Regions from separate parts of the Homo sapiens genome. Here region 2 is linked to region 1. The links are chromatin contacts, found by Hi-C or POLR2A ChIA-PET in ENCODE. All regions are on one chromosome and are shown on one strand. Each heading gives the region's core, a stretch centred on a gene start or an enhancer-like site at or near the end of the contact. The rest is flanking DNA. Distances are from core to core; before and after follow the strand shown. Region 1 overlaps ARHGAP25 (Rho GTPase activating protein 25). Region 2 holds the start of LINC01816 (long intergenic non-protein coding RNA 1816).

Region 1 (5,160 bases), core at 328-2,827:
GAGATGGAATCCATGTCTAGTAATTCACAGGGTTAAAGAATCCAGAGTGAAGTGGACAGGAGAGACCATGCCACCTTTCACTGAGCTGGGAACAAAGCCACTACTCCTAACCTATCATGTGAAGCAGCTGCCTCAGCCCCACCCATTTTGCCTCTAGATTGTGCACAAACAATTTTGTGCTATTTCCGCCAGTGTATGCTCTGCAAGGCTCAGCAGGCCTCGAAAACACAGTGACAGAGAAATGGTACTGAAACCTCAAGCCCACCACTGAGGCTGTGCTGATACCCCAACAAGAAAACGGACATATTAGGTAATCCTGCCACGTCTTACCAGCTGCTACCCAAGCTCATGTGGAGAGACCTAGGGATTCTGAGCAAGGTCCCACGTGGCCGAGGCATGGGAGGGAGAGAGAGTGAGCTAAGCTACCGTGGGCCGGCAGTCAGGCCCACACCACAGCTGAGGAAGGAGCCGACTGGGGAGCTCTCTGAAACAGCAGACCTGGCATTGCTACCACCTGAAAATGATAAACAGATTCATACGTCCCTGCCCACACCCCGCACACATACACACACGCAACGCCCCTGCCACATTCACACATACATACATGCAGACCCCCCACCTATCCTGTTATCAGACTGCGGGATGATGGCCCTCAGTTTCCACCCAGAAGGAAATTAGGACATGTGACTTCAGAAACTTCAGGCTCGCTTTCTGTATCCCTTTTCTGTCTTCAAAGCAAACGCCACCCCCCCATTGAAAAGCACCCATCATTCTTTTGAGTTTCGTTTTTAACTTTAGTATGAAAAGCACTGCCCCTTCAAAAGGCATCTTTACTGTGAGACTGATGACAGCAAAGGAGCCTTCTCTCTGTACCCTGAAATTAAACCACACGGGTCTTCCCAGGGCACTCACCCTTGAGACAAATTTGTATAACCGAATTCATAGAAATATCTAAAAGTTGTTCCCTAAATGCCTGCCTCAATACTCCGGAATTGGGCAGATTTCATTTTCCCATGTTCTATGGATTCTAGAAATGCCCTTTATTGTTTGACAAGTGACTATGTCAACCTAAAGGAAAAGAATCTGCTTTGGAAAGGGGCTTGGCACCAATAACTATGTGTTCTGCAGGAAGAGGTAAAAAATGCTGTCTTGGTAGCAATATGAGACAGAGGGAGAGAAATTATCTGTGTGTGTGAGAGAGAGAAAAAGAGAGAGGGAGAGAGAATGACAGAGAGTGAGAACAAGAGAGAGGGAGAGAGAATGACAGAGAGTGAGAACAAGAGAGAGAGAGAGAGAGAAGGGGAGAGAGAGAGGAGTACTGGCTTTCTGTTACTTCTTTCTTATCAGCAGCTCTGGAAACCTGAGCCAGCAACAAATATTGCAAGGTTTTTTTGCACGCCAGCAAATTTGTTTCACCTAGGGTGCCTCTCCAGGGCCACCCCTCCAGTGTTCATGTTTTGTGGCTTTCGTGTTTCTTAGGAATTTAGAGTGCAGTTGCCTCTTGTGGGTCTGTGTGTCTCCATCAGTTGCAACACCTTACCCAGCCCTCTCCGCCTGTCTCTGCATAACAGGAAGCCACGTGTAATAACAAGAAGCTTGCGGAAGAACACTGCCCCAGAGCTGCCTCTTCCTCAGCACAAGGCAAAGTGGAGATTTGGCAATCAGAGGGCAAATTTTCTCTGTAGAAAATTCTTTGACAATGTAGCTGGTTAACTGCATATGCAAGCTACCTGCTTTCCCAGGCGTTAGTGTAAGGAAGAACAATTCTCATCAGGTAGGACTGCAGGATAATTAGTGCAGTAAGCTCTGCCCAACACCCTAGTGGTGTGTTACATTAGGAAGAGCAATCGAAGTACTGACCCCTCCATTGCCAAAGCTAGTCATTTATTTTAGGTAAGAGGTTTTGGTTCACTAGTCACTAGCATTCATAAATAAATAAGTGCATTAGGATGCTTGAAATATTTGTATTGCATAAGCATGGATGAATTATATGGCCTGAGTAATTCACAGGAAGGACCCTTCCAGGGCAATGCTCAAGTACTGGCAACTACCATCAAGCACTGGCCCTTGAGGAGGCTACAAGCCATTACAGCCTAACAGACGTCACTCCAGTCAGTTTCTGGGGCCTCTACAGGTCTTAGGGAACAGTGATTTTAAACTTTAACACTACTGAGAGTTAAAGTGACCAATGAATAATGCTAGCAGTGGGGTGGGCCCAGGAAACGAGTCATAATATGTTTCTCCTATTCTACAACCTGATAAAAAGATTTCATTAAAAACTGAGACAATTTGATCATGGATAAAGGATAGATGATACCAATGAATTATTGATTAGTTTTGTTAGGCGTGATCAGGACAATGTGGCTAGAAAATAAAATTTCCATATTTTTAAGGATGCATACTTAAGCATGGGGAAAATGTGTCTGGGATTTGTTTTAAAATATCTTAGCATAAAAGGGAATAAAAGAAAAAGAAAGGGATAGATAAAACAATGTGACGAAATATTCTGTTGAACTTCAGTAGTGGGTCTACATGGGGGTTCATTATATTTTCTCTGTTGTGTTTGGAATGTTGATATAATAAATGATCTTTTTAAATATTTTATTAGGCTTAAAAATAAATTCAATAGGCTTGTTGGGTTTTTTTTTTTTTACATGTCAACTATTGCTCTAAACTTCAACTTGTCTATTTTCCAAGGTCTGCATTTCAGACCTGTTACTCCTCAGAGCACAGCGGAATGACACTACACAGATGTTATACCACTTACGTACACATTCCCTCCCAGACAGATCCGCCTCCATATCCCTGCACTGTCACTTTATCAGCTGATGAATGGGAAGAACTGAGGGACTTACTGAGGCTGCCAGTATGGATAGTATTTCCTGTAAAGTCAGCTTTTACCCCAACACTTACTGGCAGAGAGAGAGAAAGGGCAGCAGAAACCGGAGGGAGCCCAAGGGTGGTCTGTGAGGGAACTCAGGAAGGAATGACCACCTAGAATTCTAGGTGACCTCATGGCAAGAGCTTCCATTTCCAAATTTCCATTAAAATGACAAAGGGACTAGCTCAATAATAACAAGGGGAGATCTAAAATGAAAGTAAAAGTAAAGAAGGATTCTATCTGCATGCCATTTGGGGGGAAGACGGATTTCTGCAAGATGTAGGATAGGCAAGGCTAAACTGAAGAAAGCTGTTGGTCTCACAACTCAATGCATATGGAACAGCCTGCCCCAGAGGGAGCGGAAAGGGCCCAAGAAAATCCTGCACTAACAACACCTAGAGAGGAACAGCAGCAGCATGGAGGCAGGGAACAGATGGAGACCTGAGAGCTCCTTCCAAGTGCGCACAGAGGTCTGGCTGGGGCATGTTATTTCCAGTTTACCCTGGGTGCCCAAAGTCAGGCCAGACAAAAAGTAACAGCTCTGTCCTGCTGGCTCCTCAACCAGGTCACGATACCAGTGAGAACAGAGGGTGCCTGTCCACCTAACCTGGAGCTACACAAGAAGAAAAACAAGAAGAAAATGAACTTTCCTTCAACAGAGAGGGTAGCTACCCTCCCTTAACCCCTTAACTGGATGCGTCTTAAAAAGTTACACATAAGCTTGCCATAGCACCCAGCAATTCCACTCCTGGGAATCTATTCAGGGGATGTGAAGGCACACGTCCATAACAGTTTTTGAATGTGAATGTTTCTAGCAGTATTATAGATGATGGTCAAAACTGAAAACAATCCAGAAGCCACAAACAGGTTACTGGATAAACAAAATGTGGGAAAGCCAAACAGCGCAATACTACTTGGCAACACCAAGGAGCAAAGGACTGATTCATGCCACACAAAGAACCTCAAAAACATTCAGCTAAGTGAAAGAACCTGAATGCAAAAGACAACAAATTATATGAGTCTGTGCATAAGAAATATCCAGAAAAGGCAATTCTGTAGAGACAGTGGTTGCCAGGACTGAGGGTGAGAGCAGGGATTGATTGCAAAACGGCTGGAGAGAACTTTTTGGGGTAATAAAAATGTCCTAAAACTGGACTATGGTAATCATCACACAACCCTATAAATTTACTAAAAATCATTGAATTGTATACTTACAATGAAGGAATTTTATGGCATATAAATTATACCTCAGTAAAGTTTTTAAAAGAAAGATTAGAAACTAAATAATATATATAACTGCCATACACACAAAAAACCCACCATGGAAACAGTGAAGAGTAGAACAGTTTCTGCAGAAAAAATGAGAATAATTTTCTACACTTTTTATGTGGTGAAACATGCCAGAAACTCTGCAGAGTTAGAGATTTTTGACTGTTTTGTCACTCAAATGTCTGGAATATTCCAGGAATGCAAGAATACTTCAATATTTAAAAAACTAGTAAATGGTTTAGCCCATCAATAATTTAAAAAGTCTTATGTTTTCAAAGATTATGAACTTGCTTTTGATAAATTCAACATTAGTTTATATTAAATGTTAGTTATAAAGAACAGAAGATCACATTCTTAGGTGTTAAAGTGTATCTCAAACCGAAAAAAGGGGAGGGAAGAATTGAAGGAACGCTCTGTATTGCTGAAAATGCAACTACAGAAAATTGGAAGAATTAAACATTTTTAGGATTCAGGCCAAATATTTGCTTGGTGTTTTAACTGTATATGGAAAAATGATGAAGTACAGCAGAGAATCTTCAAAGAAACAGAAAATGACACAGCAGAATACTTCTGATACTTCTACTGTGTCATATAATTGAGAGCTGTGAAGTTTATGAAAATTTTCACTGCTGTGACACTTTGCAATTTTGTTAAAGATTTTTTAGAGTTTGATAAAGAAAGCATTCTAAAATTCATGAAAGATGATCAAATACAAAAAAGCCAACATCATTGTCTTGGTTACAGCTAGTGACTTGTGAAAAAGTATCGAGATTTTACTTTTTCATAAAATTTTATTATTTATCAGCATTTCTATCAACTTTGGGCTACACTTCATGATGCTTGAGTAAGGCTTTGCAGAATGCAGTATTTTCCCTGTGATTCAGCCACTGACATCTGGTAGTTCTGTTTCCTCTTCAAAGCTGTCAAACATTATCAGCTGCCTGAAAAATGTGTTAGGGGGTTTCCCTTTTATCACCCAAGGTCCTCACAAAAATGTCAGGACTTATTTT
Region 2 (5,655 bases), core at 846-3,345, 1.4 Mb before region 1:
TCCTAAGTCCAGTTTCCAACCCTGCACTGTCCAATACAGTGACCGCAGGTAGCTATAGAGCACTTCACATGTAGCCAGCCTGATTTCAGAGACCAAGTGTAAAAAAAAGAATGTCAGATATCTCATTATTAAAAAATTTTTTTTTCAACAGGGTCTTGCTTTGTCACCCAGGCTGGAGTGCACTAGTGTGAACACAGCTCACTGCAGCCTCAACTTCCTGGGCTCAAACGATCCTCCCACCTCAGCCTTCTGAGTAGCTGGAATCACAGGTGTGTGCCACCATGCCCAGCCTCTCATTATTAATTTAAAAATTGGCCAGGTGTGATGGCTTACGCCTGTAATCTCAGCACTTTGGGAGGCTGAGGCAGGCAGATCACCTGAGGTCAAGAGTTTTGAGACCATCCTGACCAACAAGGTGAAACTCTGTCTCTACTAAAAATACAAAAATTAGCCGGGCATGATGGCATGCCTGTAATCCCAGCCACCCGGAAGGCTGAGGCAGGAGAATCGCTTGAACCCAGGAGGCTGCAGTGAGCCAAGATCGCACCACTGCACACCAGCCTGGGCAACAGAGCAAGACTCCATCTCAAAAAAAAAAAAAAAAGTGCCTACTGAAAAATTGTTAACATGATTCTGTTTACATTTCTGTTGACAGCATCTTCTATCCACTTTCCTACATAATCATCCTTCACTTGGGTGAAGACAGTCTGTGTGATCACCTGAGTCTTCTCTTCTCTAGTTATATCAAAAGGCTTGCGCCTTTTAAATCTGTTGATAAACTGAAACCTCCTTGCTTCCTGGTTTTCTTACATGAATTGAGATCATCCCAGGACCTCACTGTCTTGAACAAGCTCAGTTCTCTCCACTCTTCCTCACAGATGATTTCTCATAGGACCAAATTTTGTCATCCTTGTTGTCCACATCTCAATATTCTCCAGGTTATGGCTATCTCTATCCCTCTTGCCCTCCAAAATGAGACCACAGGCGGGGCACAGTGGCTCATGCTTGTAATCCCAACACTTTGGGAAGCCAAGGCAGGCAGATTCCTTGAGCCCAGAAGTTGGACACCAGCCTGGGCAATGAAGTGAAACCCCTTCTCTACCAAAAAAAAAAAAGAAAGAAAGAAAAGAAAATAAATTTTTAAAAAAGGGGAGACAATCCTCCAGAGAACCGTTGCAGATGTCCCAGAAAGGTGATGCTCCCAAGTGCACAGGGACAGAAAGTAGAATGGTGGTTGCCAGGAGCTGGGTAGAGGGGAATGAGGGAGTTGTTTCACGGGTACAGAGTTTCAGTTTAGGATGATGGAAGAGTTCTAGAGATGGATGATGGTGGTGAGTGCACAACCACGTGACTATTTAGTGCCACTAAACTGTACACTTAAAAATTGATTAAAATAAGCTTTATGTTGTGTACATATTACCACAAATACAATAAAAGAAATGAAGTTCTCATACGTGCTGCAGCAGGGATGAACCTTGAAAAGATTATGCTAAGTGGCCGGGCATGGTGGCTCACACGCCTGTAATTACAGCACTTTGGGAGGCTGTGGCAGGAGGATCGTTTGAGCTAAGGAGCTGGAGACCAGCGTGGGCAACATGGCGAAACCTGGTCTCTACCAAAAATACAAAAATTAGCTAGGCAGTGGTGGCAGCGCACCTGTAGTCCCAGCTATTTGGGAGGCTGAGGTGGGAGGATCACTTGAAACCCGGAGGTGGAGGTTGCAGTGAGCTGAGCGCCACTGTGCCCCAGCCTGGGCGACAGAACGAGACCGTGTCTCAAAGAAAAAAAAATAAAAAATAAAAAACCTTGTACTAAGCAAAATAAGCCGACACAGAAGGACGAATATTATATGATTCCACTTATACGAAATACCTAGAATAGGTAAATTCATTAGACAATTAGCCAAAGTGTATCAGAGGAGGTTGGGGGGATGCTGAGGGGAGGGGAAAAGAAAAAAGAAAATCAAGGGGTGGGAAGCAAATGGCTGCGGGGTAGAAGGGGAGTGGGCTGCCGCTTGGGTGTGTGGGCGTCAGGGGGAGACGGGACAGGCGATTTAGGCCCTGCGCGCAGGCGCCCCTGCGCTCCCGCCGTACGCAGCTGTCTTTGTCTGGGGCGGCGGCAGCGTGGCAGGAGCGAGGGGCGCCCCGACCCGTCCCCTCTGCCCTCCACTACCCCTGCCGGCTCCAGCCCGTCCGTGTCTCACCGTCTTTATTTAACAAAGAACGGAGAGACTATAAATGACCCTGAGCAGAGTGGCTGCGAGCAGGGCCCCTGGGGCGTCCCACGGGCGTCATCCTAGCCGCGTGAGCGCCGAGCTTGGGCACCGGGGGGGTTGGCGTGCTTGTACACTTGCTCCGTTTTCTCTGTAAGTACTAAGGATTCCCCTGCCGCCCTCTTCCTCATTTTCCACCATCCCAATTTACACAAGCATTAGTATTTTTTTTTTTTTTTTTGAGACGGCGTCTCGCTCTGTCACCCAGGCTGGAGTGCAGTGGCGCGATCTCGGCTCACTGCAAGCTCCGCCTCCCGGGTTCACGCCATTCTCCTGCCTTAGCCTCCCGTGTAGCTGGGACTACAGGCGCCCGTCACTACGCCCGGCTAACTTTTTGTATTTTTAGTAGAGACGGGGTTTCACCGTGGTCTCGATCTCCTGACCTCGTGATCCGTCCGCCTCGGCCTCCCAAAGTGCTGGGATTACAGGCGTCAGCCACGCGCCCGGCCACAAGCATTAGTATTTACTTCCGTAATTTCCCCATGCCCATGTAACATCACACACACACACACACACACACACACACACGTTTGCTTTTGTTTTCCAAGATGGCATCTAGTAGGCGCTTCTCTTTGTTTTGCTTTTCTAGTACACCGTGGAACCCCAAATCCCAGCTGGGATTCACTCTTTTCTAATGGCTGAACATTCATCCGGGGCATGAAGGCAGCTCAGTTCATTTCATCATTCCTTTGTTTCCTCTGTTTTGCCACCAGAAACTGCCGCGATGAATGTCAGTCCCCAGAGCCGGAACCGTTCCCGGTTTTCTCTACTTGGATCTGAGAACTCTGTCCCTCCAGCCCTGCGAGCGCTTTGCCAGGGTGACGGGCGGAAATGTCCCCGCATCCGTGCCTGCTTTCCCAGATGGGACCCTCCAGCAGTCCCCTCCACTGCCCGTGCTTCCTCCTAACCACTTCCCCCCAGCGACCGCGGAAGGCGCTTCCTCCCCCGCAGCGCGAGCCCCAAGCTCCTCCAGAGCCCCAGCTCTCCCCGCCCCCTTCCCGACCTTGTTTCATATGACCCCTCCCCCGCACATACTCAATTTCGTCTTCCCAAGGCGCCCACTCTCCACATCCTGATGAAAAAAAGAGCCGGCTGCTGTCCTATGTTATTGTCATACTTCTTTCCTCCCGTGCACTACACAACTTGAACAACTTTTTTTTTTCTTTTTTTGAGAAAAGGTCTCGAACTGTCGCCCAGGCTGGAGTACAGTGGCACGATGATGGCTCACTGCAGCCTCGCCCTCTCTGGGCACAGGTGATCCTCCTGCCTCAGCTTCCCAAGAAGCTGGTACTACAGGCGCGTGCCACCACTATTGGCTAATTTTAATTTTTTTTTAACCACAGGGTCTCGCTATGTTGCCCAGGCTGGTCTCGAACCCCTAGGCTCAAGGGATCCTCTCACCTCAGCCTCCCAAAGCGTGAGATTACAGGCGTGAGCCACCGCGCCCCGCGGTAAATACTATTCCAAGGAAATGGCACCTGAGTTTGAGGAGATTAATCGGGTTTACTGCAGGGAAGGAGCATTGGCCCTGGTGGCCAGAGGCAAGGGTACGAACCTGACCCTGCCCTTTCCCTGCCTGGTTCTGCCTTCAGCAAATTGTTCCACACATCTCTGGTTTCCTCCCCACATGATCCCAAGGCCCTGCTGGCTCTAGCCTTTGTGAGGCTAGAATTACAATTCCATTCCTCCCCAGCCACGCCCCATCTCTTGCTCCCTGTGCTAGCGCTTTCCCCAATCAGCCACACTTTCCTTTCCCATTCACTGAGCCTGTGGAAAGCCCTCTTATTCTGAATATCTAGATCCTATTCACCTTTGAAGACCCGACTTGGCCACGTTTCTTCCCAAAGCCTACTGCATGCCCTTTGTGGGAGGAACTGCTCTGTCCTTGCAACGCCACTGTGTGTAGTACTTTCTCTGTATCTTACCAGTGGCATCGCCCACTCTGCCTGGGGTGCTGTTCCATACTTGCCCTTCTTCCAGTGCCATCTATGTGTGTGGTAAGACCTCAGCATAGCACTTTGCCCACGGTAAAGGATATGGTTTCGGGAGTCCCAAGACCCGGGTCCACGTCCCAGCTCTGACACTAAATGTGTTATCTTGAACATGTCACATGGCCTTTCTGAGCTTAATTTCCCCAAATGTAAAATGGAAATAGTAACTTATTTCATAGTGTTGCTGTGTTGATTAGATGAGACATTATATAAGAAAATGCTTTGTGAACTGTAAAGCTATTTACACACATAAATAATAGTAAAGATAGATATTATTCAGATGCTGGCAAGAGGGATATTCTTTGCAAAACAGAATTAAAAAAAAAAAAGAAAAGAAGGCATGGTGGCTCATCTCTATAAACCCAACACTTAGCACTTAGGGAGGTCGAGGCGAGAGGATCACTTGAGCCCAGGAGTTCAAAACCAGCCTGGGCAACATAGCAAGACTCCCGTCTCTACAAAAATAAAATTAGCCTGGCATGGTGGCATGCGCCATTAATCCTAGCTATTTGGGAGCCTGAGCCCAGGAATTTGAGGTTACAGTGAATTATGATCATCCCACTGCACTGCAGCCTGAGTTGCAGAGCATCTCTTGAAAAAAAAAACAAAAATGTGGGAAAACTGTGGAAAATGAAAAAGACTTCTTGGTTGCCATCTCCAAATTTGGGGACTGATTCCTAATTATTCCTTTTAGATCAATTACCAGGTGATGTTAAATATACTGTAATAGTAAAAGCTAGAAATAATCTAACTTTTGAACAGTTGGAGGATGATGAAGTTATGGGTAATGGGAATAATATGTTATCATCAAAGTTAAATTTCTGAAGAATATTTAATGACATGGGAAACCAGTCATAATATAACATGAAAGCTAAAAAAGCAAGGTACTAAATAGTGGTGGAGAGGAGGTGTAAGAAGAGACTTTTCTCACCACCCTTCACAGCTTTCTGTTTGGCCCCTGAGTGGGGTGTCTGATGCCAGAGAACGTGGGACATATTCTAAGGCCTTAGTCTTACACAAATAGCTCACTCCCTGCCTCCCAAGAGACAGGGATTCAGAACAGGTGAACCAGGAGCCTAGAGCCTCAGGGGAGACCAAGGACTGTCCCAGATCCAGGCCCTGATTCTGTGGCCCAATGGCCTGACAATCTAAGGTCCTCTGTCTACCACTTCTTCCAGCCGGACTGTGGACCTCAAACATAACCTCTCACTTCCTGCTTTGACACTGTTTCCAGAGTGGGTTTATAGGAAAGACCTCCTCCAAAAAAGCAGGCTCCAACTACCAACACTAGAGAACTAAGCTCTAGCCAGGTGCAGTGGCTCACGCCTAATCCCAGCACTTTGGGAGGCCGAGGGGGGCAGATCACTTGAGGTCAGGAATTCAAGAGCAGCC

The links. Hi-C counts contacts between places; a loop is a spot of excess contacts on that map. ChIA-PET counts read pairs that join two places held with the same protein, here RNA polymerase II (POLR2A). Pooled maps may share reads with other maps.
Region 2: a map of OCI-LY7 shows a loop between it and region 1 (4-fold over the local background). The contact joins the promoter of LINC01816 here to the enhancer-like site in region 1. A Hi-C loop is called at or near these places in 1 of 168 maps with a recorded cell type or tissue (OCI-LY7) and 5 of 50 pooled maps. POLR2A ChIA-PET finds 5 or more read pairs at or near these places in 1 of 52 experiments (activated naive CD4-positive, alpha-beta T cell).

The regions. Positions count from the first base shown.
Region 1 is chr2:68,762,853-68,768,012 of GRCh38, reverse strand. The region is part of intron 1 of ARHGAP25 (Rho GTPase activating protein 25); the gene reads right to left. Among named protein-coding and RNA genes, the nearest start is that of ARHGAP25, 31 kb to the right of the region's middle. Within about 2 kb of position 1,577, at least 17 of the 41 ENCODE cell types and tissues checked have a DNase peak (open chromatin) inside an H3K27ac peak, as active enhancers do; they include OCI-LY7, where a contact is called at or near this core.
Region 2 is chr2:70,121,756-70,127,410 of GRCh38, reverse strand. LINC01816 (long intergenic non-protein coding RNA 1816) reads left to right here and starts at 2,095. Exons shown (of 2, transcript NR_024444.1): 1 at 2,095-2,365; 2 at 2,986-3,375. RefSeq lists a silencer at 2,180-2,474 and enhancers at 2,801-3,606, 3,607-4,412.